Regions from separate parts of the Homo sapiens genome. Here regions 2, 3, 4 and 5 are each linked to region 1. The links are chromatin contacts, found by Hi-C or POLR2A ChIA-PET in ENCODE. All regions are on one chromosome and are shown on one strand. The core of a region is the stretch at or near the end of the contact, and the rest is flanking DNA. Distances in the headings are between cores, read along the strand shown.

What was found. Hi-C counts contacts between places; a loop is a spot of excess contacts on that map. ChIA-PET counts read pairs that join two places held with the same protein, here RNA polymerase II (POLR2A). Pooled maps may share reads with other maps.
Region 2: a loop to region 1 is called in a map of transverse colon, with 18 times the contacts of the local background. The contact joins the promoter of WDR41 here to the promoter of JMY in region 1. A Hi-C loop is called at or near these places in 4 of 168 maps with a recorded cell type or tissue (B cell, CD4-positive, alpha-beta T cell, CD8-positive, alpha-beta T cell and 1 more), 2 of 37 single-sample maps with no recorded cell type and 17 of 50 pooled maps. POLR2A ChIA-PET finds 5 or more read pairs at or near these places in 1 of 52 experiments (CD4-positive, alpha-beta T cell).
Region 3: a loop to region 1 is called in a map of CD8-positive, alpha-beta T cell, with 14 times the contacts of the local background. The contact joins the promoter of MSH3 here to the promoter of JMY in region 1. A Hi-C loop is called at or near these places in 4 of 168 maps with a recorded cell type or tissue (CD4-positive, alpha-beta T cell, CD4-positive, alpha-beta memory T cell, CD8-positive, alpha-beta T cell and 1 more), 2 of 37 single-sample maps with no recorded cell type and 15 of 50 pooled maps. POLR2A ChIA-PET finds 5 or more read pairs at or near these places in 1 of 52 experiments (GM12878).
Region 4: a map with no recorded cell type shows a loop between it and region 1 (8-fold over the local background). The contact joins the enhancer-like site here to the promoter of JMY in region 1. A Hi-C loop is called at or near these places in 1 of 37 single-sample maps with no recorded cell type and 2 of 50 pooled maps. POLR2A ChIA-PET finds 5 or more read pairs at or near these places in 1 of 52 experiments (OCI-LY7).
Region 5: a loop to region 1 is called in a map of CD4-positive, alpha-beta T cell, with 5 times the contacts of the local background. The contact joins the promoter of FAM151B here to the promoter of JMY in region 1. A Hi-C loop is called at or near these places in 2 of 168 maps with a recorded cell type or tissue (CD4-positive, alpha-beta T cell and naive thymus-derived CD4-positive, alpha-beta T cell) and 5 of 50 pooled maps.

Annotation. Positions count from the first base shown.
Region 1 is chr5:79,234,275-79,238,554 of GRCh38, reverse strand. It overlaps JMY (junction mediating and regulatory protein, p53 cofactor), which reads right to left and starts at 2,424. Exons shown (of 11, transcript NM_152405.5): 1 at 873-2,424. The coding sequence starts at 1,904. LOC124901011 (a long non-coding RNA gene) reads left to right here and starts at 2,532. Exons shown (of 2, transcript XR_007058836.1): 1 at 2,532-2,744. RefSeq lists silencers at 895-1,189, 1,473-1,742, 1,913-2,352, 2,383-2,432, 2,473-2,522 and enhancers at 863-1,282, 1,334-1,970.
Region 2 is chr5:77,490,214-77,494,493 of GRCh38, reverse strand. WDR41 (WD repeat domain 41) reads left to right here and starts at 2,178. Exons shown (of 13, transcript NM_018268.4): 1 at 2,178-2,324. The coding sequence starts at 2,274. RefSeq lists silencers at 1,873-2,012, 2,453-2,672 and an enhancer at 1,793-2,716.
Region 3 is chr5:80,652,931-80,657,210 of GRCh38, reverse strand. MSH3 (mutS homolog 3) reads right to left here and starts at 2,559. Exons shown (of 24, transcript NM_002439.5): 1 at 2,247-2,559; 2 at 680-800. The coding sequence starts at 2,483. It overlaps DHFR (dihydrofolate reductase), which reads left to right and starts at 2,228. Exons shown (of 6, transcript NM_000791.4): 1 at 2,228-2,807; 2 at 3,154-3,203. The coding sequence starts at 2,722. RefSeq lists an enhancer at 1,938-2,706 and a silencer at 2,124-2,733.
Region 4 is chr5:77,933,994-77,938,273 of GRCh38, reverse strand. All of the region lies in intron 1 of LOC101929154 (a long non-coding RNA gene), which reads right to left. Among named protein-coding and RNA genes, the nearest start is that of TBCA, 160 kb to the right of the region's middle. RefSeq lists silencers at 977-1,146, 3,067-3,241. Within about 2 kb of position 2,118, at least 3 of the 41 ENCODE cell types and tissues checked have a DNase peak (open chromatin) inside an H3K27ac peak, as active enhancers do.
Region 5 is chr5:80,485,866-80,490,145 of GRCh38, reverse strand. It overlaps FAM151B (family with sequence similarity 151 member B), which reads right to left and starts at 2,046. Exons shown (of 6, transcript NM_205548.3): 1 at 1,998-2,046. The coding sequence starts at 2,022. FAM151B-DT (FAM151B divergent transcript) reads left to right here and starts at 2,200. Exons shown (of 3, transcript NR_172938.1): 1 at 2,200-2,368. RefSeq lists a silencer at 1,482-1,776 and enhancers at 1,441-1,940, 1,941-2,442.

The DNA.
Region 1 (4,280 bases), core at 1,175-3,674:
ATCCATTAGGGAAAACTGGGTCTATTTTAAAAGACTTTTTTAGTAAAGTTCCTTCAGCAGAAGCTAGTGAGCAGGCATGAATTACACATTTCCTACACATTCTAGAGCCCCATATGTATATCCATTCAGACCCTTTCTTCCACTTTTTTTTTGTTATTTTAAGGATTAGTTTGAAAAGGCTTTTGTACTTCTACAGTAAGTACAAAAATACAACGAACATTCCTGCCCAGAATCTTTATTTCTACCTAAAACAGCAGTGAAACCTGAGCCATCTGTAAAGACCTGAGGTAGTCCAAAAAAAAAGAAACAAAACACTTCTAAAAAACCTTTTAAAAATAAATTTGCATCCGATAGTCACTAGGTGCTTTTTCACTTAGGTCACTCGTTTAAAAATGAATTTAAAATTTGCGTAGGTTGCCACACTGCACAAAGAAGAATCAAAACAGATCAACTTTGCTCCGTAAGACAAACTATTTTAAATAAAGGTGACAAGGACAAAGAAGAGTTGACATCTGGGCAGTTATTGCTGGAAGAGCTTTAGGGGTAGAAAAATGCTCAGGTAGCCCATGCTTACAGAACACTTTTCTTAGTGGCTTTAATTGCGCATTACCAGTACTGAGTAGTACACAGAGCGCACTTACTACTTTTGATAAATGGGGGAGGAAATAAAGACGAAGGTCCTTCAGAGAGTCAATTAAGCAGCCACCGAGAGGGATGAAGGGCAAGGTAGATCAGGAACCCCTCTTGGTTTCCGCTTGTCCAGAAAAACAACCGTCCTACTGCGCACACCCGACACCGAGGCTCCAGCCTTTGGTTTGGCCAGTAAACCAAAAGCGACCAGTAGAGCCCAGACTAGGAGCTCACTCACTCACCTCCTGGATGCGCTTCCTGGCCCGCTGAAGCACTTCTTCGTAGCCCTTCTGCCGCAGCTCGCTGAGGCTTTCGTAATACTCCTCGGGATCATCGGTCTCGGTGAAGAGCACCTGGGAGAGGATCTTCCAGCCGCAGGTGTCCAGGCCGTGGCCCAGGTAGACCTGGAGCTGGTAACACAGAGTGTCGATTTCCTGCTCGGTCATCTCGGGGGCGCCCCCAAACAGCACAGTCCACATGCCCGAAGGTTCCTCGGGGAACACCGGCAGGCACGGCTCCAACTGCGAGTTCACCGAGCACAGCTGCTGGTGCACGGCGCGCAGGTCCTGGAAAGAAAACAGTCCGGCCCAGCTGCACTCTTCGGCCGGAGACTCCAGCTCGGTGGCGGGCGGCGGCTGCTCCGCGTCCGAGAGCGCCAGAGGTGCCTCGTCCTCCTTCACCATTTCCAGCACCTCTATCTCCTCGGAGACCGTCCCAGAGGCGCTCACTATCCGTACAGAGGACACCTGGGCCTCTCTGGGCGCCGGCCGGGCTGCTGCAGCGGCTGCCCCCGCCGCATCGTCGGCTTCAGATGTTTTCTGACCCGGGATGGGTTTGGCCCGCACTGGGCTCCTAAGACGACTCTCCGCCCCTTTGCTGCCAGGACTCCGCAGCCGCGGGTCCCCCAGAAGGCTGCGAGTGCTCCGAGGAGAGCCGCCCTCCGCCCAGGCCGAGCTCCGCCGGGGCCCGGGGCTCCTAACCAGAGTTGCAGAGGCAGTGGCCTCGGGCCGACCCCTGCCCGCCGGGCTGCCGGGCCCGCGGCTCCCGTCGGACGCAGCTCCGCCGGCCTCGGCGCCCCCTCGCGCCCCCGCTTGCTCCCGGGAGCCGCTCCTCTGCCTCTGGGCCGTCCGGTTGTGGCAGGTTATGGCAAACTTGCCCTCAATCTCGTTCCAGGCCACAATAAAGACGAATTTGTGTTTCTCGCGCTCGTCGAACACATGGGGCCGCACAGCCACCCAGTCCGACTCGAGCGTCTCCTCCAGCGCGAACGACATGGTGGCTCCGGCTTCTCGCCGCGGGGAAGGGCCGCCGGCCCGGCCCGCCCGAGGACTCCCCGCTGGCTGCGCCGCGCCCCCCGCTCACCCTCGCCGGGCGCCTTCAGCCATCTTAGTGCGCCGGCCGGCTCTCCCGGCTCGTTCGCCTGTCCCTCCGCGCCCCGACCGCCGAGCTCCTTTGTGGCGCGGATCGAGAGAAGGACAATAAGCGTCCCGGGAGCAGGTAGTTCACATGGTCACCTGCGGCCGGATCTGTTTACAAGCTCCGCGCTGCCGCAGCGCCTCGCGGCCGCCCGCCGCCCCCCGCGCGAGGCCGTGGAGCTGCGTCTGCGGCGCTCCGGTGGTGAGGCGCGGGTCCCGCGGGGTCAGGCCGGCGCTGTATGCGTCCCGGTCGCTCGCCCAGGTCAAGATCCCCGCCCCCGCCCCTGGTGCTGCTGCAGAAAGCCCGGAGCCGGCCTGACTGATGAACCCGTCTCCTAAACTCTGCGCCTCAGCATCGCCACAATGTTGCCATTCGACTGCTGACGTCGGCGGCTCCACGAGGGACGTAAACATGGGCACGTGCCGCACGCTGGTGACGCGGCGGCGGCGGCGCGCGCACCCCGCCCGCGCGCGCCGGCGCCTCCTCTCGGCGTCCCCTGAGCCAGCCCGCGAGCGGCCGCGCTCCCGACTCTCCTTCCTTCCGCGCAGCCTCCAGTTCCCCGGGGCTGGAGCCGGCTGTCGGCTGGTTGCCGGCTCCGAGGGCGATGAGAGTGGCAGGTGTGCCCTGCTGCACAGGTGGCCTCCGAACCCGGGAAAAGAGGAACTAAGGCGGAGGAACTGAGACGTTTCGAATTCCAGGTATTGAGACCCTCGAATGTACATTTGCCTCCATTCTCCTGGAGGGAGCCCGGACGGAGAGTCGCTCCTGCGTTCAGAAGTAGCGTGTTGCCGCGGGGAACGGTGTGCTGAACTATGTGGGGCTCGCCCCCAGCCTGTTAGGTTCTCCCCTAATGCCCTTGAGACCAAAACAAAAAACAAAAACAATTCCAGAAGCTTTTCTGGAAAGACAGAGTTTAATATATGAAAGGAAGGTGTCTGAGGAAAGCCCAGTAACAGTCCAAAACAAAATGAAAAATGAAAATGCCATGTCCTAACAGCATGAATGTTTACATTTCAGTTCATTGGTGTTTTATTGCTTCAGGTTTCATCATTATGTACTGTTCTGTGAACCTCGTTTTGAGGTCACTGGGCTTTAGCCCTTTTGAAGTTGTATTCAATTATGGGAGTTCCCAGAATGCATATACAAAAACAGTCATATCAATCTCTGCTATTCTTACTAAACTATGATGAAACACATTCTTAAAATTAGTAGACTTTATAATAATTATTGGCATTCTTTTTCCGATTAGTATTCAAGTCACAGATGTTGTGCACCATAGTAAAGCACAATGGAAATTAGTTCTTTTACATTTATTCACATTTCTAAAGTATATACAAAACCGTTTGGATTAGCCTTGTATTGTTAGGTTCAGTAAAAACAGCTGTTTATTCAGATGACAGAACAGTACTGAACTAGCTAAGCTTCAAACTTAGTTCAGTATTGTCCATCTTAAACTCTAAGCTTCAACACTTGGTTCAGTATTGTCCTGATATTTGAATAAACAGCCAAAAAAAATTTTTTTTTTGAGACAGAGTCTCACTCTGTGGCCCAGGCTGGAGCACAGTGGCACGATGTCAGCTTACTGCAGCCTCTGCCTCCCGGGTTCAAGCGATTCTCCTGCCTCAGCCTCCCAAGTAGCTGGGATTACAGGCACACACCACCAAGCCCGACTAATTTTTGTATTTTTATTAGAGACGGGGTTTCTTCATGTTGGCCAAGCTGGTCTCGAACTTCTGGCCTCAGGTGATCCGACCGCCTTGGCCTCTCAAAGTGCTGGGATTACAGTCGTGAGCCACTGAGCCCAGCTGGTTTTTAACATTTTGTACAGTTCATTATTTGAAACCACAAATTTTCAAAGTTTGTAACTGAGTTTGTGTCAAATCTCAAATGCAAGTCAGAGACACGTTCTGAAAGGCAAAAAAGAGAGAAAACCCATTTCAAATCTGAATTACGGGGCTGGGCATGGTGGCTGACGCCTGTAATCCCAGCACTTTGGGAGGCTGAGGTGGGCAGATCACTTGAGGTCAGGAGTTCAAGACCAGCCTGGACAACATGGTGAAACCCCGTCTCTATAAAAAATACAAAATTAGTCGGGTGTGGTGGCACGTGCCTGTAATCCCAGCTACTTGGGAGGCTGAGGCAGGAGAATTGCTTGAACCCGGGAGGCGAAGGTTGCAGTGATCTGAGATCATGCCACCGCACTCCAGCCTGGGGGACAGAGACTCCACCTCAAA
Region 2 (4,280 bases), core at 929-3,428, 1.7 Mb after region 1:
GGTTACTATTTGCATGGAATATCTTTTTCTATTCTTTCCCTTTTGATCTATTTGTGTCTTTGATCTAAAGTCAGTCTTTCATAGACAGCATATAGTTGGATTCTAGAGTTTGGTTTTTTTTTGTCAATCTGCCTTTTCTTTGGACAGTTTAATCTATTTATATTTAAAGTAATTACTGATAAAGAGGAATTTCTATTTTTCTATTTGTTTTCTATATGCCTTATAGTTTTTTTGTACCTCATTTTCTCTATTACTGCCATCTTTTGTATTTAGCTTATTTTTTGTAGTAAATGTTTTGATTCCCTGATCATTTCCATTTATGTATATTTTACAGGTATTTTTGTGTTTACCATGAGAATTACATTTAACATCCTAACGTTATAACAATCTCATTTTAATTTATACCAACGTAACTTCAATAGCATACAAAGACTCTGCTCCTATATTGCTCCACCCCCACCCTTTCTATTGATGCCACAAATTACATCTTTATACATTGTGTGCCCAATAATATACTAATCTTGTAAAAAATTCTTTCTTAGCTGTCCTAAGAGGAACCAAGGGAGGAAGTGTTCAACCCTGGACCAGTGCTTTAAAGCATCAGCAGAATGTCCCTTACATCAGAGTAATGTGGCATTGGGCAAACCCTAAAGAGCATGGGGCAAACCCTAAAGAATGTGGATAATCAGAAGAATAAAATGTAGGCTATTTGGGCAACCACATTGTCTCACGTGAAGATATTCCTTCCAGAACTGAACTCCTGATGTCTCTGAGTTTTGTTTTACTTAAAGATAAGTCCCTCTTTCCCAGGGGATAGTCTCTGTTTTGGTCTGTCTTCAACTGTATGCAGACTGCAATTTGGGGCTAGCACACAGAAGGCAACATGCTCCTGATCCTTGGGAGTGTGTTCTTGCCGAGTGCACTCAAAAGGAATACAAAGATGAATTATAGGAGATCCGAGTTCCAGAGGGACTGTAAGTTTGTGTAGCTGCTCACAACCAACTTAGCTTAAAGTGGGATGTATGGCTCTCTCTTATTGGTGACTGGGACATTATGCCTTGTCCCTCCAGAGCAGCATTTTATGTGATTCCTTTCTGCTTCTCTAGTGCATCTGTGTCCAATACATGTTTGCTGAATTAATGCATTAGTTGGGACATTTGTAGATTCCCTACAACAATTTACTGCTAGGAGGATTATTTGAACCTAATACATATGCAAATATATATATTTATACTTTTGCAAACATGATATGTATAAGTAGTTCCTAGACCAGTGATTTTCAGACCTTGCTACTCATCAGAATCACCTGAGGAGCCTTCCCAAAACCCCGATTCCTACGTCCCAACCACAAAGATTATTTTAATGAGTCTGAGGTGGAAGCCAGGAATCTACATTTTCAAAAGCTACCCAGGTAATTCTGATATGCAGTCAGCATAGATAACCACAGCCCTTTGACTACCTAAGAAAATGTAGTAGTCAAAAAAAGGTATATGAACTGCCTTCTATTCTTTAGGGAGATTCTATGTTAATATAGCATACGGTCAAGAACACTACCAATGTAGCCACTTCCTAGCTGTTATCTTTAGACAAATTACCTAATCATTCAGAGCTTTAGTTTCTTGATGTGTAAAATAGAGGATATAGGTTTACCATGAGGATTTATGTAAAGCCTTAGCACAGTAGCTGTACTATAGCACACAGTAAATGTTGGCCGGATTTATTCGGCTGTACACATGAGCCACTGGATTTGTCTGGATGCAGAAGTCTACTGCGGTACACCTTCTTCAGCAAGCTCTTGGGAAAGCAGGGGAGATTTCCTGGTACCCTAGGAAGTGGAGGATACTAAAGCCATGTCACAGGGAGGGGCATTATTCTTCGTGCGCGCTTGCTCGCCGGGGTCGGGTTGCTGCTCCGCGCGCGTCCACCAGGGGCCGCTCGAGCTACCTAAGCTCCGTGCGCTACCCGGCGGCGCTCCCGCGCGTGCTCACTCGGAGCAGCGCGCGCCCCGCAATCGCCGCAGCCGCCCCCGCCGTCGGCCGCCGCACCCCAAGCGACTGCCCAAACTAAGCCTCCGTGGCTGGGTACGGGAGCGCTTTGGGGACAAAAATTCTCCCTCAACTGTGGTCTGCATTCCTTCGGCCCGTGGGCTGATCTGGGGCGGGAAGTATTAGCGTCTCAGTTGCGCTGCAGCCGGGGAGGAAGGAGGAGGCCGAGCCTGGGGCGGAGTTTGGGCTGACTGGGGCTGGACCGGGCAAGACGCCGCCGCTGCCCGGATGTTGCGATGGCTGATCGGGGGAGGCCGAGAACCGCAGGGACTGGCCGAGGTAAACCCCGGGTGGGTCTGCTCTGCGTCCGTCGAGCTTGCTGGAGGGGCGGCTTCGTTCCGGTTCGGCCTTCCTGGGTTCCGACCGCGGGGACCCGGGCGGAGGCGGGGCTGGCTGCTGAGCTCGTGCCACGCGCTGTTCTCACGACGGTGGGGGCGGAGGGCGCGGGAGCCGGAGCTCCTCAGACCCGGCGGGACCCCAGGCGCACCCTGGAGCTGCAGACCCCCGGCCCCGTCCCACGGCTAGCTGAATCGTGAGATCCTGGCTCAGGGACGCTCAGCTGGTCAGCAGTCCTATTGGGACCTGTGACAACTTAGGGCTTCTGGCTACCGAAACTATCTTCATTTCCACTTAAAAAGTATACGATTTAGCTAGAAACGAACGAGTTGTGACCGCAGCTTTCCACTTTTGGTTTATTTGAATTGGTGTCTCTTCCTGGCGTCTACTGATACTTGGTCAGGGAATATAAAATTAATTTACTTATCCAACAACCGAAAAAGGATATAATTATTTTTAAAAAGTAATCTGCTTCAAGGTCAAGAACATGATTTTCTAATTAACTGCTGTTTTTGGTTTCATAGTCACACTTTCTTCATGGGCCCGAATAATTGAATAGACCGTGTGTAATGAAATTTACATTTGAAATGTGAATAAAATAATTTTTGCAGTCTTGGAAATTTTGAGGTCCCAAATTTATTTCGTATGCCACACAAGAACTTTCATGCGCGTCCGTGTGAAGAGACCACCAAACAGGCTTTGTGTGAGCAATAAAAGCTTTTAATCACCTGGGTGCAGGCGGGCTGAGTCCGAAAAGAGAGTCAGCGAAGGGAGATAGGGGTGGGGCCGTTTTATAGGATTTGGGTAGGTAAAGGAAAATTACAGTCAAAGGGGAGTTGTTCTCTGGCGGGCAGGAGTGGGGCAAGGTGCTCAGGGGAGCTTTTTGAGCCAGGATGAGCCAGGAAAAGGACTTTTACAAGGTAATGTCATCACTTAAGGCGAGGACCGGCCATTTTCACTTTTGTGGTGGAATGTCATCAGTTAAGGCGGGGCAGGGCATTTTCACTTCTTTTGTGATTCTTCAGTTATTTCAGGCCATCTGGGCGTATATGTGCAAGTCACCGGGGATGCGATGGCTTAGCTTGGGCTCAGAGGCCTGACAAGAACAGAATTTGTGAATTGCATTTTATTTCTCATAAGAAGTATTTGTTTAGATTGTTAAAAGTAAGAAATTGGATTGTTGAGAGTAGGCAGTCTTCTCAATTTTAACTTCCGCATGTCTTTGCAGTTGACGGTATTGTCTGTTTTTAAAAATTTCTTATTTCAGATTAATCCTAAATCCTTGAGATTGTGGATTATTGAATAGCCATATATGGTATATACGACATTTTGGATAATTCTGTTTTAACCTGGTTCTTTGGTTAATCATGTTATTTGCTTAACCAGGTCTCCCATTCCTGGCAAGTTTTCATTGGAGGAGAAGCAGTTTATATAGTTTTCAAATTTCTCACCACAATCTCTTCTAGAAGGAAGACAGAATAAATACAAAATCAATGCTTTGTGGTGGTGGTTTTTTTTTTGGAAAACATTTATGCATGTTTTAAATTTATATATTTCTTCATATAAATCTAATTGAGTTGTATAACTGCTGTGAATTTGTACATTATCGGAACCTATGATTGTCCCTAATTTATGCAATAACTTTGTATCCAGGCTTCTCGTTTAAGCAGTGGTTCTCAACTGGGGTGATTTTTGCCCCGCAGGAGACATTTGGCAATGTCTGGAGACATTTTTGATTGTCATGCCTTGCAGAGGGGCAGTTCTATTGGCATCTAATGTGTATAGACCAGGGATGCTGCTCAATGTCCTGTAATGCACAGGACAGTTCTCAACAACAAAGAATTATCTGGGCTGGGCGCGGTGGCTTACTCCTGTAATCCCAGCACTTTGGGAGGCCGA
Region 3 (4,280 bases), core at 1,310-3,809, 1.4 Mb before region 1:
CCTTGGCCTCCCAAAGTGCTGAGATTACAGGTGTGAGCCCCTGCGCCCAGCCTAGGCATGCTGTTTTTATTCAATGCCTTTTACATACACAAAGAGCAGCTCTAAGCAAAAAAAAGCGGGGAGAGTAGATCTGCAGGTCCTGATACTGAAAATTGTTCAAAATTTTCTATTAAGTAGAAAAAGATAGTAGCAAATTAGTATAGAATATAATATAATCTGTAAAATATATTTAAACTAATTTTTGAGCTTATGACTATGCACATATACACATGTACAAATTTTTAAAATCTGGAAGTATATACAGAACACCAATAGCAGTGGGCCTCACTCAAAGGGAGGGATTATGGGGTCTATCACTGCCTACCTTCCACATTTCTGTACTGTTTGAAATTTCTGTAGCAAGAATGTTTTAATTTTATAACCAGGACAAAAATAGCTAGAAGGAATAAAGGAGAAAGTTGGGAGAACTACAGCTAAATTGCAGAATTGTAGCTCTACCATCCCCTTAACCTCCTATACACATCACCATCACCTATAGGGGGCCACTCTGCTCAGGAACAAAAGGGACCTTTCTCCACAAAGAAAAAAGACACAATTCTAATACGCTCTTCTGCCCTCTGGAGAATTCCAGAATACCAGAGCCATGACTGAGGAGAAAAAAGAATCCCCCACAACTCACCAGAGTTGCCAGACATTCCCAGATCACTTCCTCCTTCCTTTTGTTGGACTTTCTTTACTTTCTTTTTAACAGGCCCATCATTTTCCAATGGTCTCTTCTTTCTTCTGTCAATTTCTGTAGCCTATATCGGGAAGGTTAGAAAATGATGTGTTATCTCTACTCTGAGAAGGCCTGACGTATGTGAAGCAATTTAAACCTTACAACTGAATGACAAGGTTCCTTGCCATCCACTCTTCAAAGAATCCTCTACTTTTAGCTCTGGAAAACCCTATGGGTGAACTGTTTTTAACACCATAAAAGACAAGGTAGAGTCTGATAGTCAGGAGCCTCAGCAACTCAAGCCGTGTTTAGAATTAATTGAAACCAAGGCTGCTACCGGTCTTGATTCAATGAGCCTTCAGCTTTCTCTAATTATAAAACTTGAATCACCCTACTTACATATGCTAAATAAAATACCTCTAAGAAATAAACAGTTATGTAGCAAAGGCACAGAGGGGAAAAGATAGGTAATAAAAGAACAGTATCATTTTTGACATGTTCACTGCAATTTAAGTGTTTCCTGTTTAAAAGGTTTATGTTCATCACTAAAGATGTGACAAGATTATGAATTTTTTCTTGGCAGAAAACTTGCCAAAAGCATACATAAGTCCTTCACCAGCTACCCTTTAAATGGTGGGTGCAAAATTTTGGTGAATTCATGAAAACGTAGCTCGTCCTCAAAAAAAACAGAAGAGGAGTAATCATTTTAAGGGAGAAATATATACGAAAGGAACAAGATTTTGAAGCACCCAAGCTGCCACCTACATTAAAACACGGTAGGTGGCTAAACACCAGTCTTCAATGCCCTTCCACAGCCTCAATCTGAAAAATACTGTGCAGGTGACCCAAGTGAGGGGTCACCCTTGGGCTTTTCCTGTGGCAGTATCTCTGGTTTAAAAACAAACAAACGTACTTATTGCGTTGAAGGATGGCAACAGGAAGGACTCCATGATTAGTCACATCTATACCATCCTAAGAAACTTTATCCACCCAAACTGTATTTCAGACTTTATAATCTAAACTACAAAAAGAGTTCACTGGGGAACTGCACAATATGACTGCTTTTAACCGTAGTGATTTCAAATATTGAGCCATGCTGTTGCAGTCTTAAAAACTGGAGACCTAAGGGCAGCTTTCTTCTAGTCACCCAATCCAGCACTTTTTTAAAAAATCAGTAAAACTCTTCGACCACCAAGGAAAAAAAAAAAGGATGGAGGTTAAAAGACGCACCCCTTGCCCACAAGCCCCCTCATCAGAATGGGAGTCAGGAGACCTGAGTTCCTGTCTCAGGCCTGCCATTAAAAACCTGCATAACCTTTGCCTATCTCCTCAAACGGAAGTACTAAAACCTCAGCGCTTCACCCAATTTGTAGCCCCGGCTGGGCTCTTCCCACCTTCCCCTTCTTCAGCCCGCCCCTTCCTCCTCCAGCCCTATCATCGGGCGGAGGGTCCCCGCCTCCGCCCGCCTTACCCACAAGCCCCGCCCCCCCAGCCCCGATGGCCCTGCCCAGTCCCAGACAGAACCTACTATGTGCGGCGGCAGCTGGGGCGGGAAGGCGGGAGCTGGGGGCGCTGGGGGCGCTGCGGCCGCTGCGGCCGCTGCAGCCGCTGCAGCGCCAGGGTCCACCTGGTCGGCTGCACCTGTGGAGGAGGAGGTGGATTTCAGGCTTCCCGTAGACTGGAAGAATCGGCTCAAAACCGCTTGCCTCGCAGGGGCTGAGCTGGAGGCAGCGAGGCCGCCCGACGCAGGCTTCCGGCGAGACATGGCAGGGCAAGGATGGCAGCCCGGCGGCAGGGCCTGGCGAGGAGCGCGAGCCCGCGGCCGCAGTTCCCAGGCGTCTGCGGGCGCGAGCACGCCGCGACCCTGCGTGCGCCGGGGCGGGGGGGCGGGGCCTCGCCTGCACAAATGGGGACGAGGGGGGCGGGGCGGCCACAATTTCGCGCCAAACTTGACCGCGCGTTCTGCTGTAACGAGCGGGCTCGGAGGTCCTCCCGCTGCTGTCATGGTTGGTTCGCTAAACTGCATCGTCGCTGTGTCCCAGAACATGGGCATCGGCAAGAACGGGGACCTGCCCTGGCCACCGCTCAGGTATCTGCCGGGCCGGGGCGATGGGACCCAAACGGGCGCAGGCTGCCCACGGTCGGGGTGGCCGACTCCCGGCGAGAGGATGGGGCCAGACTTGCGGTCTGCGCTGGCAGGAAGGGTGGGCCCGACTGGATTCCCCTTTTCTGCTGCGCGGGAGGCCCAGTTGCTGATTTCTGCCCGGATTCTGCTGCCCGGTGAGGTCTTTGCCCTGCGGCGCCCTCGCCCAGGGCAAAGTCCCAGCCCTGGAGAAAACACCTCACCCCTACCCACAGCGCTCCGTTTGTCAGGTGCCTTAGAGCTCGAGCCCAAGGGATAATGTTTCGAGTAACGCTGTTTCTCTAACTTGTAGGAATGAATTCAGATATTTCCAGAGAATGACCACAACCTCTTCAGTAGAAGGTAATGTGGGATTAAGTAGGGTCTTGCTTGATGAAGTTTACCAGTGCAAATGTTAGTTAAATGGAAAGTTTTCCGTGTTAATCTGGGACCTTTTCTCTTATTATGGATCTGTATGATCTGTATGCAGTTCCCAAGGTTCATTTACCATTATTAAAAAATTTTTGTCTTAGAAATTTTATGTATGTCAACGCACGAGCAAATTATCAGGCATGGGGCAGAATTGGCAGCTGGGTGGAGGCTTCGGTGGAGGTGAGCACTCCGAAAGGAAAACAGAGTAGGCCTTTGGAACAGCTGCTGGAAGAGATAAGGCCTGAACAAGGGCAGTGGAGAAGAGAGGGTAAAAATTTTTTAAGGTTACATGACCCTGGATTTTGGAGATCTCGAATTTAAAGGTGATGCACCAGGGATGAACGCTCAGATTTTCAGTTTGAAAGCTGGCGTGACATGTAAAGGAGTGGAGAATAATGTACCATTGTAATGATGAGGCGCCTCTAGGACATCTAGGATAATTTCAGGCGTGGGGATCTAGGTGAATTGAACTGTTGGAGGGAAGGGAATAACCAAGGAAAAGAATGTGGGGGTTGAGAGATGCCCCGTTTAAAACCTAAGAGACCTGGATATTTATGGTTGTAAGAGGAGGCATGGCAGAGGAAATGGAAACAGTAAGAAAGGAGCAGATGCTGCATCTCTTTAATGGGACAGATACAAGGCATTTGGGTTTGACACTTAGGTCACTGGTAGAGATGATGACAAGAGCCCGTAGCTAAAGAATTGATAAAAGCCAGTCTCAAAAATCCCAATATAGTCTGGTAATGTTAATGTTTCTTTGGTTCAGATAGCTGACTCTCAAAGTTATTTTCCTAAGAAACTGAACCAAAAGTGGACGCTATATGTAAAAAGTTTTTATAGAAGTGTTATAAGAGTAGGATAGAGACATAATTAAACATGTTTTAAGGTAATTGAGTGGAACATTAAGCACCTATTTTTAAAAGTATGATTTAATATCAATCTACAAAGTACACAAATATAATACAATTGTATCAGACAGTTGTGACAGCACTGATTAGAGGCTGAACA
Region 4 (4,280 bases), core at 869-3,368, 1.3 Mb after region 1:
TGGCCTAAGAGGTCCAACATGACTTACTGTTTACATCTCCGACACCCTCATTTTCATTATGGAGAGACTCTGTTACATGTCTAGTGGCCCGGAGCACTGTGTCTCAAACTTTTCCTGAGCACACGGATTACCTGAGAATCTTGGTAAAATGCAGATTCTGCTTCGGTTGAACTGGGGAGGGATATGCATCTCTAACAAAGCTTTCATTTCTTTTTTTTTTTTTTTTTAATTTCATTCCCTTCTATTCTAACAAAGCTTTCTATCTTCTCAATTTATCACTCAGTATTCAGGAACCTTCTTTTTCTTTAGACAAGATAAAGAGAGAAGTTCTCTGGTCTCCCAATGACCCTTTACCTCCTTATTCTAAATGATCATTTTGTCTTCCTTTTGCTGTGAACTGATAAGTAGAAGAGGCTGGAAACAGTGCTATGGGGATTGGGTTTTGCAAGAGATACGGGAGTCAGAACAAAATTTCAGAGCTGAGAATGGTGACATCTTAAGAGCTTAGACTTCTATTCCTACCCAGAGCAGGATAGAAGCCCTTCCTGGCCTGTCAAAAGACCGGCATTCTCCCCTCAGAATGAACTTCTTTGTTTCGTTTTGAAAGTTTCTGTTCTTTCATAAGTCACTTAATCTTCCTGAGGCTGTTTTTCCCCTGAGAAATGCTAATTAGATTTTCATGTGCTTTATAATTTATTATTATTTTTCATTAAGGTAAAATTCATATAACAAAATTTACCACTTTGAAGTGTACAATTCAGTGGCATTTAGTACACTTACAATGTTGGGCAAGAGCCACCTCTATCTAGTTCCAAAACATTTTTATCACCCCAAAAGAAAACCCTGTACTAAGCAGTCACCCCCTCTTCCTGCTTCTTCCTAGCCTCTGGCTACCACCAATCTGCTTTCTGCCTCTATGGATTGACCTACTTTGAGTATTTCATATAAATGGGATCATATAATATGTGATCTTGTGTGTCTTGCTTCTTTCACTTAGCATAATGTTTTCTGGGTTCAGCCACACTGTAGCATGTTTCAATACTTTGTTCCTCTTTTTTCTGAGACGGAGTCTCACTTTGTTGCCCAGGCTGGAGTGCAGTGGCACAATCTCGGCTCACTGCAACCTCCACCTTTCAGGTTCAAGCAACTCTCCTGCCTCAGCCTCCAAGTAGCTGGGATTGCAGGTGCACGCCACCACCTCACCCAGCTAATGTTTATATTTTTTAGCAGAGACAGGGTTTCACCATGTTGGCCAAGCTAGTCTTGAACTCCTAACCGCAAATCATCTGCCAGTCTCAGCCTCCCAAAATGCTGAAATTACAGGCATGAGCCACTGCGCCTGGCCCATTCCTCTTTATGGTTGACAAATATCCTATTGTCTGGATATACCACATTTTGTTTATCCATTCGTCTGTTGCTAGAGATTTTGGTGTTTTCACCTTTTGGCTATTGTGAATAGTGCTGATAGAAACATTCATGTACAAGTATTAGTTTGAGTAACTATCTTCATAATTTATTATTTTTAAATGTACCACCTCATTTGTTTTTCAAGTTAGGTTGAGAACAAGAAGTATTTTACTGACAAAAAACAAGCTCAGAGTGATTTGCTCAAGATTTCAAAGGTAGTAAGCAACCAAGAAAGTCAAAACTCCTGACAGAAACTCCAGTGCCCTTTCAACTTATACCACAGCTGTCTCAGCTGGCTTGAGAGTCAAAAAGGAGAATGTCTGCAAAAATGATTAGCAGGCTGTAAAGCACTGTGTATATAAGGTGGTGTTCGTAGTTAGTCTTTGATATGCCAACTGACGCTATGGGAGCAGTTTCCCTAGCGGGAGGTCAGCATGTGCTGTCTCTATTATGGCCAGAAGAGAGATTTTAGAATTGCAAAAGGTATAACAGAGTGGTTGGACACCAGCAAAGGAGTTTGACAAGGCTGTCACATCTGTTCAATATTTCTACTGAAATAATCATGGGTATTGCTGTTGATGGTTACCATAGTGGTATTAAGGTTGGCAGAAGGAGATGATGTAATCTCGAGTATGCTGATGACATCCTGGCTGCTGAGTCTGTGGTTTCTGCACCAGAAGAGCTGGCGCCTTGGACTGGGGATGATTTAGACGCCGATACTGGCAGCTGAGAAGCAGAATATTTTAGCAGCAGCACAAACTGGAAGTGAATAAGAAAAGCAAGTGAAGGGTTACGCTGCCATAGTTTATGATAGGTAGTGAGAGCCACAACCCTCTCGCCTGTAAAAGAGGAGAGCAAATGGCCTAGTAAGCATTCATGAGGGGTGATCCAGAGCATAAAATGTCGCTGTGGCCTCACCCTATCTTGCCATAGACCTTTTCTTGGTTCTAATTTAGACCCAGTGTCTGATTAGTATGAAATAGCTGTTAGCTGAGCCTCAATTTGCAGACTTTTACCAAAGGAAGAGATGAAGAGCAACATGGAAGTGTGGCTACTGTCAAGCTGAGTTAAACCCAGAGTGATGACGACAATATCTTGGTGAAGGAGAAGAATGACAACAGGCTGAAAGAAAGCATCATCTGTTTCCAGAATCCTGGAACACTTCCTGCTGAAATAACTCATTCTGTGTGTCTTCATTTTCTGACAAGCAAATCTTGAAGAACAGAACTGGCATTCGTCAGGGCAAACACTAGAAGTATGCGGGTCTCCAGAAGGATCTGTGACAGGGCTTGTGAAAACTGTGTTTTTGAAGAATTCATCGTCATGTGAAAGTTCTTAGAATCTTCTTTGAAATAAAAATAGATCTTTATACCAAAATGTTCTTATGATTTTGAAAATAACACCCACTCATTGCTGAAACGTACTGAAATATGTGAAAGATAAGAGGAACAAATCATGCTATTTTCACAATTAAGAAATAATTAATGTTATGCCTTATTTTTTTCCAATATTTTATCTGTCTACATTTATTTTCTATGTATTTGGGAACCTACTTTATGTTCAATTGGTTTTCTGCTTTTAAAAATTTCACGTTTGTACATGGTATATTTCTGGCTGCTTCTCTGGATCCAAGGGTCATTCTGGGCTTTGGATTTCCTGTAGAATGGCTGTAATATTCCAGTTAGAGCCGAGGAAACTCGAAGCCTGGACTTGTCCATTCTATTAAGATAGGACATGAGGCCCGGCGCAGCGGCTCACGCCTGTAATTCCAGCACTTTGGGAGGCCGAGGTGGGTGGATCACTTGAGATCGGGAGTTCAAGACCAGCCTGGCCCCGTCTCTACTAAAAATACACAAATCAGCTAGGCATAGTGGTGGTCACTTGTAATCCCAGCTACTCAGGAGGCTGAGACAGGGGAATCACTGGAACCTGAGAGGTGGACTTCGCAGTGAGCCGAGATCTCCCCACTGCACTCCAGCCTGGGCAGCAGAGCGAGACTCCATCTCAAAAACAAAACAAAACAAAAAAGATAGGACATGACAGATTCAAGAAAACCACTCTCTCTGGTATAGTTCAAAGTTGTTGATTTTCCTTGAATACGTAATATGGTGGTGAGCCTGTGGGAAACTTCTTCGGAAACTTCCATCGGAAAGGCAGATTCTGCTTTGCAAATGTACCCTCGAGATTACCATGGGAAGATTAAAATGTGGGTATCCTCATAGTGTGGTGGAAACCTAATGTCCAGGGTGGAGAGGGATAGAGAAATAGGACAAAAAACCAGACTGCGGTTAGGCCTAGAAATTGCTCTGGAATGCCTTTCCATTTCTTTCTGCTTATCCAGCCCCTATTCAGGCTTCCAGGTTCAATTTGAGTCCCATCTCCTATAAAGCCTTTTCCAGTTAATCTCCCTTTTCTCACCTCAGATATTATTATTATTTCCTTTTTCAGTTCAAGTGTATTAATCCTGCCACGATGATACCTGATCATATTTTCTGGAGTCCATATATTGAAACATTAAAATTAAATTAATCAACATTTAATTAACAAATCAAAATTAACAAATATTTATTGAGTACCTACTGTGTATAAAGAACTGTTTTAAACACAAGTGAGGTAGAGCAGAGTAGGAGGAGGCGTAAAGATAGAGTAGGAGGAGGCGTAACAGCAGGCTCCTAACTTCAAGTATCTTACAGATTGAGCCATTTGTAGTTAATTCAGTCCCATTCTGGGAGAAAAATATATGTGGTGTATGAGTGGTGGTGGCGGCGGTGGTGGTGTGTGTACAAGTGGTGTGTTCGTGTATGTGTGTGTGTGTGGTGGTGGTAGTGGTGGTATGTGTTTGTATGGTGTGTTTGTGTGTGTGGTGGTGGTGG
Region 5 (4,280 bases), core at 797-3,296, 1.3 Mb before region 1:
TTCAGATTACAGGCGTAAACCACCACGCCCGGCCAGGACGGAACTTTTCACTATACATCCTATTGTGCCTTTTGAACTTTTTTATGTTGAGAATGTGTGTGTGTGTGTGTGTGTGTGTGTGTGTGTAAGGGGGAAAAATGACATATAACGGAAGAATCTGGTTAAGAATTAGTTTTATCAATAACTCGGTAATGAGAAGAAATTTTTGTTTTTGTTTTTGTTTTGAGACAGTTTCTCTCTGTTGCTCAGGCTGGAGTGCAGTGGCGCAATCTTGGCTCACCGCAAGCTCCGCCTCCCGGGTTCACGCCATTCTGCTGCCTCAGCCTCCTTAGTAGTTGAGACTACAGGCGCCGCCACCACGCCCGGCTAATTATTTTGGATTTTTAGTAGAGACGAGGTTTCACTGTGTTAGCCAGGATGGTCTTGATCTCCTGACCTCGTGATCCGCCCACCTCGGCCTCCCAAAGTGCTGGGATTACGGGCGTGAGTCACCGCGCCCGGCCCAAAAATTTGTTTTTTAAAAAATGGCATTTGTCAGCAATTGGACATTTTTCACTTGTGCACACATTTTATTCCAAGATTTTGTAAACCTTGCATCGATTCAGAAGAGAATCTGGATTTATACAGCCTGTGAGTGAGAATGGTGTAAGTCTTGAGTGTGAGCTTTGTCCCAGATTTGTTTGGATTCTTAGGAAAACTAGGCATTAAAAGGATTTATACTGAGAAGAGCACAAGGGTTAAAAAAGGAAAACTCTGGTCTGAAAAAATGTTCTACGGAGGTTTAGCACAGATCTTAAAAAAGAGAGAGAGAAAAAAGTTCACATCCTTTGATCCAGTAATTTCAGTTACAAGAATCGTGTCCAGGATAAAAACAAACCAAAAACATAACTGAGGAAGAACAATGCAAAAATGTTCATTACAGAATGAATTCTAACAAAACAAAACAAAACAGGAAACGACTGATTAACGTTCAACATTAGGAGACTGGTTAATTACAATATAATTGTATACAATATAATTGTATAAAACACTTCAGTCATTCAAAATTATGTTTATAAAAACCTTGGTGACATGGGATAGTATAAGATGCAGGATTTTAAAAATTATGTTTACCATGACCTTAACTCTATTTTTAAGAGTCAGGGTTGTTAGAAAATACCAAAAAGTTAGTAGTGGTGCCTGTGGGTATCAGCATTTGGGGGATTTTTTTTTCCTATTTCCCTATACTAATATACTTTATAAATGTTCTATAATGGCATTTATCAGGACCTGGACATTTTTCGCTTACACACACATTTTATTCCAAGATTCTGTAAACTGTGCATCGATTCAGAAGAGAACCTGTATTTATACAGCCTGCTAGTCAGAATGGTGAAAGCGTGTATTATTTTTACAATTAGGGAAAAAAATCTAAACTGAAGAAAGAACGCGTCACTGACGTTGTCTCATGCCACTACTTAAGTTTACAGAAAAGATACTGTAACCTTCAAGAGCGGAACTGCTGTCCCGCGAGTTGAAGCACCTGATTCCAAGGGGAATCAAGCGAGCCGCACACTCTGCCAGCTTTCCAGGCAGCGCGCTCAGCAGCGGGACTATGCCGGGCCCGGCCCAGTCCGCATTCCCAAACCTCCCCCAGCTTTCAAAGAGGAACCTACTGACCCAGACCGCCCCCATACGGTCGGCTGAAATTAAGGATTAGGGAAACGTCACATTCCTTTCTTTCCAACCCAGACCTCAAAAGACACTGACCCTGCCATTCTCGACCTCCCCTAACGCCTGTCCCTTAGAGCCCACCCGGCAAACCAAGGTCCTTGCCAGGCGATCGCGGGCGCGCCCCGAGTGCAGAGCGGGCTCCAAGCCCAGCCGCCCGGTTCTGCGCGGCGCGCTCCCAGGTCCCTAGCAAGGAAGACCGCGGGAGCCCGCAAAGGGAGGGTACGGCCGGCGGAGCCTCTCAAAGCGCCCCACCTCCAGGCAGAGGCCGCGCGCTCGGCGCTTACCTGGGCCTCCAGCGGATGCTGCCATGGTGACGACGCCCGCCGTCCGCGCAGGCGCCCAGGCTGGCGCCCCTGCTAACCGGGCACTGGTGGCAGGGAAATTCGACTCCACAAACCACAGGCCTCGGCGGGGGAAGAGCCCGGCGGGCGCCAGCGAAGCGGAACCAAACGGAGCCGCGGCACGCAGGCGCAAAGGCTGGCGTTCGAGGTTCGTTTACGCGCCGCTTCGCCGTGCAGGTGGTGGCGAAGCGCTCCTCCGAAAGGTTTCGGAAGCTGGTGGTAGCTCTGAAGATAACGCTGCGTTAGGGCATACTGCGGCGGAGGATGGAACTCCGATTGAAAGCAGTTGCTGGAGTGGAGCACGAATTTCAACAGTTGGGTATATTTTCTTTTAAATGTTAGTAATATCCTAAAAGGGTGTGGAATCATTACTGATAAAAATCAGTGTTTCTGGCCGGGCACGGTGGCTCAGGCCTGTACTCCCAGCACTTTGGGAGGTCGAGGTGGGCGGATCACTTGAGGTCAGGAATTCGAGACCATCCTGGCCAACATGGTTAAAACCCGTCCTTACTGAAAATTTAAAAAATTATCCTGGCGTGGTGGCGCGCGCCTGTAATCCCAGCTACTCGGGAGGCTGAGGCACAAGAATGGCTTGAACCGGAGAGGTGGAGGTTGCAGAGAGCCGAGATCGCTCCACTGCGCTCCGGTCTGTGCGATAGAGCTAGACTGTCAAATAAATAAATAAATAAATAAATAAGTTTTTGTACAAAGTTACCGAGCTGATAACTTGAAGTTTTCTCTCCCCTTCTGTCTCTCTACCAGTGTTCACTCAGAAAACGCTCTCAGCAACTGGGTCCTCCCATCCACTGTCTTTCTAGCCCTCCTTAACTCATTACTTTTTGAAGCCAAACTAGTGATCAGAATTAACAACAAAGCTCTGCCATTTTCAGCTTCTGTGACCAAAAAACTCAATCTGCCAGTGGTAGAGTTAGGATAACTAACATCACCTGACACGTAATACAAAGGGGAGTTATTCTTGCCCAGCCTTTCAGATAAAATATTTTTCATCACTCCAAAGCAATCACTCTCCATTTACCCCCTTCCTACCCCCAGGCAACAACTCATCTACTTTCTGTCTCATGAATTTGCCTATTCTGGAATTTCATGTAAATAGAATCACAGACTGTATGTATGATCTTTGTAACTGGCTTCTTTCACTTAGCATGTTTTCAAAATTCACCCATGTTTTAGCATGTATCAGTACTTCCTTCCTTCTTATGCTGGAATAAATTCCAGTTTGTAAATACCACATTTTATGTGTGTCCATTCAACAGCTGAAGGACATTCGGGTTGTTTCTACATTTTGTCTTTTATGAATGCTGCTGCTGTGAACATTCATGGACAAGTTTTGTGTGGACGTATATGAATACATTCCTGTGTGCATATCTGTGTACATACCTAGGAGTGGAACTACTTGTTCATATAGTAACTGTTTAACTGTGTGAGGAACTGCCAGTTTTGCAAATCAGCTGTACCATCTTTCATTCCCACCAGCAATGTATGAAGATTCCAATTTCCCCACATCCTTACCAGTCAGTACTTGTTGTTATGTTTTTTAAATTATAGCCATCCTAGTAGATATGAAGTACTACCTCATTATCTTGATTTGTAGTTCCCTACTAATAATATTGAGCATATTTTCAGGTGCTATCGGTCATTTATATATTTCCTTTGGAGAAATGTCTTCTCAAATCCTGTGCTCATTTCAATTGTGAGAATTCTTTATATAGTCTCAATACAAGTCCCTTAACAGGTAATTTGCAAATATTTGCAATATTTTCTCCCGTTGTGCAGATTGTCTTTTCACTTTCTTGATGGCATTGATTGCAGTACAGGTCTTTTTTAAAAAACTTGTTTTTCTTTTTTTTTAGATGAAGTCTCACTCTGTTCCCCCAGGCTGGAGTGCAGTGGCACGATCTCGGCTCACTGCAACCTCCACCTCCCGGGTTCAAGCGATTCTCCTGCCTCAGCCTCCTGAGTAGCTGGGATTACAAGCACGCACCACCACGCCTGGCTAATTTTTGTATTTTTAGTAGAGACAGGATTTCACCATGTTGGCCAGGCTGGTCTCGAACTTCTGACCTCAAGTGATCCACCCGCCTCAGCCTCCCAAAGTGCTGGGATTACAGGCGTGAGCCACTGTGCCCGGCTTTTTTTTTTTTTCATTTTTAAAATTTTTAACTTCAGGGGTCCAAGTGCAGGTTTGTTACACAGGTAAACTGTATC